Linked DNA regions of Homo sapiens: region 2 is linked to region 1. The links are chromatin contacts, found by Hi-C in ENCODE. All regions are on one chromosome and are shown on one strand. The core of a region is the stretch at or near the end of the contact, and the rest is flanking DNA. Distances in the headings are between cores, read along the strand shown.

Region 1 (2,700 bases), core at 15-2,514:
CAACAGGAGAAGTGGTGGTCTCATTCCATAGTATAAGCACATTTTTTCCAATAAGTCAACCTTAGCTTACTGTAACTTTTTCACTTTATAAACTTAGTATTTTAACTTTTCAAAAAACAAACAAACAAAAAACAAAAGAAACATCAGCCTATTACATATTTCCTCTTTAGACATCTGGACTCCTCTACAAAGAGGTGTCTATTTTTGATTTTATGGTGTCTAAGAACTTGGTCTCCCAGAGTGCCCTGTCCCCCAAAAGATGTTCAAAGCTGGCATTCTATAATCTACCCAAACTCTTCTGCTTTTGTGTTAATTACAGCTGGCTGCAGAGAGAGTCCAGTCCCGTGAGCCCCATCTTCCGCTTGAAGCTGTTTGACAGGTCCCCTGTGTGGCTCAGGGCCCAGCCTTTCAGATCAGTTCAATAAAACCCAGGGGTCTACTCCAAGGACACTAACCCATCACTTTCCAGTGCCTCGTATAATTACGCAGCCGACCCTAGAACGCCCTCCCCGCCTCCACGTCCCCTCTACATGAAGGCGCTAAGCCCAAAACTCCTCAGGTTTTTCCACAGGCCGTCGTCACTCCCTCTTTGCCACGGCGTTTGAGATTCTGGGCTAAGACTATTGGTTTCAGCATCTGGGATGTTTTCTCACAGCCGAGGACGCTGAATAGAAAACTGCCAGAAAGCGGGAGGGGTCCCCGGCAGCAGGTCCCGTTTTTTCTCCCCACCTGCCTCCCGGGTGCTGCGGCTTCCGCCACGACAGTCTCGACCCTGCACACGGATTTTTTTCCTCCGTTCCATGAACCAAACATAATGATTCTGGTTTACATATTTAAGCGAAGGGGAGAAGAAACGCGACTCTCAGGACCCAAGGGCTGAGGCAGGGTTTTTCTGTCTCAAAGACCTCCAGTTAAGACATTTTTCTCCTGCAAAGCCTTTCCTACAATGATGGCTTAATCGTGTAATTATGTAAACCAGTCACAACCTGGATAGCTAAAACAAAAAAACCAATTCCCTACGCCCGAGCCAAGCCTGCTCCCCCTCGCCGTGCCGCATCCCAAACACCCCGCGCTCGCTCAGCCAACGGCCAGGTTTCGGTTCAACCGAAAACCACGGGAAGTGGGAGGAGCTACTGGCTCAAGGGAGGGAGGTGGGACTTGACCTCCGAGCAACGGCCCCGGTGATTGGCCAACCTTCTGCCGCCGCCACCAATGGGCAGGCGCCCTGAAACGTTCGGCGAGCCGACTGCGGCTGCGCGGGGTATTCGAATCGGCGGCGGCTTCTAGTTTGCGGTTCAGGTTTGGCCGCTGCCGGCCAGCGTCCTCTGGCCATGGACACCCCGGAAAATGTCCTTCAGTAAGTGTCCGTCTGGTGGGGTGGGGAAGCCCAGGGGGCTGGGGCGCCTGGGGTTCGGGCCCGGCCCGCCCCAGACCTGCCTTCTTTTGCCCCCTTCGCCCCCTTCCTGGGTTTGGAATGTGTCCCACCCAGCAAGGCCGTGGGCTGCTTGAGAGCCGGGGAGGGCTCCGGCACCTTGGGTTCCGCTGAGGCCCGGCGCTTGTCCGCCCATCTGCGCCGCGGTGGCCGTTTGGAGCAATCTGGATAATTCGTTAGGCCCTCAGAGCTCTCGTTTATTCTTTGTAAGGAATCCCCTCCTGACAGTTCAACCTAACAAAAATCCTGAACCTTGTGTTTAGATTTTGTGATACGTTTTCAAAGTCACGTATTTAACAATTCGACTACAGTAGGGAACGAATTTAAAGTTGCTCTCCTATCCATAATCTCACTGCTATTTTTTAAAAGTCTTTGAATACAGGGTACTTTAAGAAAAAAAAATTGAAAAAAAATAGCTTTGCTCATTATTGAGTGATGTGTGCCAACCTGCTAACATCACTCACTTTTTACTTAAAGTTCCCACGCCTTTGTTTTATGACTTAGATGATTTACCCAGACTGTTACTTAAAGGCATTTAAAACAATTAAGTCATAGGTTCAGGAAGTAAAACTGGTCCGTTTTATCAGTTCTTTGCGATCAGAAGACCGAGATTGTTAAATGCAGTCAAAACAAAAATCCATTTGCTCTAAGACTTTTTCTGTAACCTTCAACCTAGCCAGCAAATTATTTTCTTTCAGAAGTCCCCCGCCCCTTTTTTAAAGGTAAAGCAGATATTCCTGGTCCTGTTTTGACTTACTAAAGATTAATGTGCTTTAATGAACTGGATGTTTTACTATTACAGTGCATTTAGGTCATTTTACTAGAGAAATGTGGTTGGTGTTAGAATATGAAATGTTTACCTTGGGCGAGCCTACTAGACATATTTTGGAAGAAAGGTTCTGAAATAGGGATTTGTCCCTCTGCTATAAGACATGAGAGACATTCAAACTTCAGAATTATTATTTTTTTTAGTTTTAAAAATAAGCAATGCGTTTATATGACTAAAAGAAGATTTAGAACAGTATTTACCGAGAACTCCTGTACCTGACTACTGTCCCACTCTGTCACATGTAACCGTTTTTCTAGTTTCTTTTTGGAAATATAAATATTTACATTATTATAATATATTAAATGTCTGCACGTTTGTATACATTTTTTGCCTTTACCACACATAAAATATAACAGTATATATATACGCTGCTCTTTTGCCTAACAATATCCCTGGAGATCTCTACCAATACATAAAGTTCTTTCTTATTCTTTTTTTA
Region 2 (2,700 bases), core at 196-2,695, 7.1 Mb before region 1:
TCCAGTCCTGCAAACTCCATTCATGGTAAGTACTGTATACAGAGGTACCATTTTCTAAATCTCTCATGTCATAGTCTTTTTACTGTACCTTTTCTATGTTTAGATATATTTAGCCATACATACACTTACCATTGTGTTACAATTCTCTGAGTATAGTACAGTAACATGCTGTACAGGATGACAGCTTACGAGCAACAGGCTATATCATGTAGCCTGGGTGTGTAGTAGATTTAGGTTTGTGTAACTAGATAAAGTTCGCAAAACGACAAAAGCCCCTAATGACACATTTCTCACAATGTATCCCCCCTCCTGTTATGCGATGCATGACTGTACCTGAGAATGTCCTTACCAAAGGTTCCCTGTTTGTTTACTGAAAAAGATAAAACACCATCTTTTGTTCAAATTTACTTACATATGCGCTGAAAAGTAGTAATGCTGTAGTATTATTCTATAGGAATTAGAAATACAAGAGTATTTCAAAACATATTCCTAAAATTCACAAACCTATTGCCTCCTGCAGAATTTTTTTTCAATTAATGTCTGTTGAAAACCAACTGGGGCAAGGCACTGTGCCTCCAAACTTTCCCTCGGGGAGTTTGTATCTTAACCTGGACAACAGGTTAACACAATTACTTCAAGATCTGTGGCCCCACTGTCAGGACACTGGGACTGCAAATGAGGTAGGTAAGAAAGGTGACATTCAGATAAAATCCTTTTCATTTAGGTCACTGTGCGGGACACAAATACGTAGAAGCTCTGGTGAGAAAGTGCTACGAGAACGTGTGGAAGTGGGTAGAGGAAGGCAATAGTATCAAAGAAGCTCTGTGGAAACAGCCAGACGGGCTTTTGGGGAAAGAAATACGGGAATTAAATAGATGTGAAAAGTGGGTGGAAATGAGACGTTTCATGCAGCATAACCGGAAATGAGGGATGAGGTGAGGTGCGACTTGCAGGTGGTGAGGGAACCAAAAGCTAAGGTGGAAATGCAAAAGGCAGGGTTAGTCGTAAGCCTAGAAGTGAACGGGGAGTCCTCCCGCTCTAACGTTGTAAGAAGACACTGATTGCTCAGAAAGGTCAGGAGCAGCGCTGGAGCCACGCGACGAGTGGGCAGCAGCGCGGGTCCCGAGTGGAAGCTGCCTTTTCACTCTCCCCAATCACACACGCTGCAGGGGAAGCTGCCTCCGTCACACAGAGCAGCTGGGCCCCCGGCCGCCCGAACGCGCCAGGGCTCGCGCGTGGGTCTTCTGAGCCACCGCGAGTCAACGCATCTCACCCTGAAACTTTAGGTTCCGCTGCCGCAATTTGAGGTTCCGCTTCTCGATCTTCTTACGCAGGAGTTTCATCGGCAGGTGTGACATTCTGCCCAACAAGTGCCTAGAATAAGGCGCCACACAGTACAGCTACTCAGTTCTCAGGCTGACGTTACTTCCCTTCCGGCCGCACGTGCGCAGCTCGGCCAACAGGAAACGCGTCACAGGAACGCTGGCACCCGGCGGAACGAAAATGCTCCAGAGCGGAAATGCTTCCAGACGCGCGCACCGTGATATCTTTGGCGACCAAAATCTTTGCAGCGCCCCCTGGAGAAGTGGAAGCGAGACGCTGCACTGGCTTCACACTGTGCTAAAGCTAACTTGAGCTCCCCCTAGAGGAAGACTGAAGAAAGAACGTGGAGGGGAAGGAGGCCTTAGGGAGTCCGCATTTTTATGTTCCTATCCTCTGTGGGTGCAGAACTAGAGTTGGCCCTCCCTGTACCTGAATTCCCTGTCTGTGGATTCAACCAACTCCCCCATTGAAAACATTAAAAAAAAAACAATTAAAAATAATACAGTGTGATAACTACTTTCATAGCATTTAGGTTGTATAAGGTATTATAAGTCATTTAGAAATGATTTAAAGTATACAGGATGTTGTGTGTAAAATAAATGCAAATATTACACTATTGTATATAAGGGTTTTGAGTATCCTAAGATATTGGTACCCATAGAGGGTCCTGGACTCAATCCCTTGTGGATACTGAGGGACAACTGTATTTGGGAAACTGAATAGAACTAAATTATATATATGCATTTCCAAACTTGTTTGGCCACTCTCCTCAGAAATACAATTTCTGTGTCACTTGGTACACATACACACATAAATATAACATTTCTCAAAATAATATTCTTGCTTTTCACTCTTTTTCCTTCAATTCCATTCATTCCATCCTAAATTATTCTTTTTAGCTTACTAAAAATACTGATTCCTATGAATTTAAATTAACTTTACTACATTAATAATAGGTTGACTGCAGTTTGAAAAAGAGGTTTATATATTCCTTAAGTATACCCAAGGACCCTTCAGCAGTCCAGGACAGAAATTGCAATGTGGCTAGCTAATAGTCATCTCTTTTTTGGGATGGGGAGGAAGACAGGGGTATGCATATAGTATTTAATTTTTAAAAAAATTGTTATCAACATTAAAATACTTGGAGATTTCCATAAAAATTCATATTTGTCTTTAAAAATTGGCCCAATGCCCTCAAATTCCCCTTAACAGTAATCAATTTGAGCTGAACAACTGGAAGAGTCCATGAAACCTGGATTAATTTGTTTACTTGGAGGGGCAGAACATGAGACCCTGGAGATTAGACCTGATCATAGTGAGGAACAGAGAGGGAGAAAACTTGGGAGGGAGTTTAAACAGAATGTGAAGGAATTGACT

Evidence for each region. A loop is a pair of places that touch in the nucleus more often than their neighbours do. Pooled maps may share reads with other maps.
Region 2: a loop to region 1 is called in a map of CD8-positive, alpha-beta T cell, with 21 times the contacts of the local background. The contact joins the promoter of DDX18 here to the promoter of BUB1 in region 1. A Hi-C loop is called at or near these places in 2 of 168 maps with a recorded cell type or tissue (CD8-positive, alpha-beta T cell and naive thymus-derived CD4-positive, alpha-beta T cell), 1 of 37 single-sample maps with no recorded cell type and 8 of 50 pooled maps.

The regions. Positions count from the first base shown.
Region 1 is chr2:110,676,627-110,679,326 of GRCh38, reverse strand. It overlaps BUB1 (BUB1 mitotic checkpoint serine/threonine kinase), which reads left to right and starts at 1,264. Exons shown (of 25, transcript NM_004336.5): 1 at 1,264-1,357. The coding sequence starts at 1,332. It overlaps LOC105373554 (a long non-coding RNA gene), which reads right to left and starts at 1,115. Exons shown (of 2, transcript XR_923189.4): 1 at 730-1,115. RefSeq lists enhancers at 245-334, 595-654, 167-1,087, 1,088-2,008 and a silencer at 1,165-1,564.
Region 2 is chr2:117,813,436-117,816,135 of GRCh38, reverse strand. It overlaps DDX18 (DEAD-box helicase 18), which reads right to left and starts at 1,445. Exons shown (of 14, transcript NM_006773.4): 1 at 1,274-1,445. The coding sequence starts at 1,358. RefSeq lists enhancers at 588-1,123, 1,199-1,248, 1,269-1,318, 1,449-1,578, 1,124-1,661 and 1 more.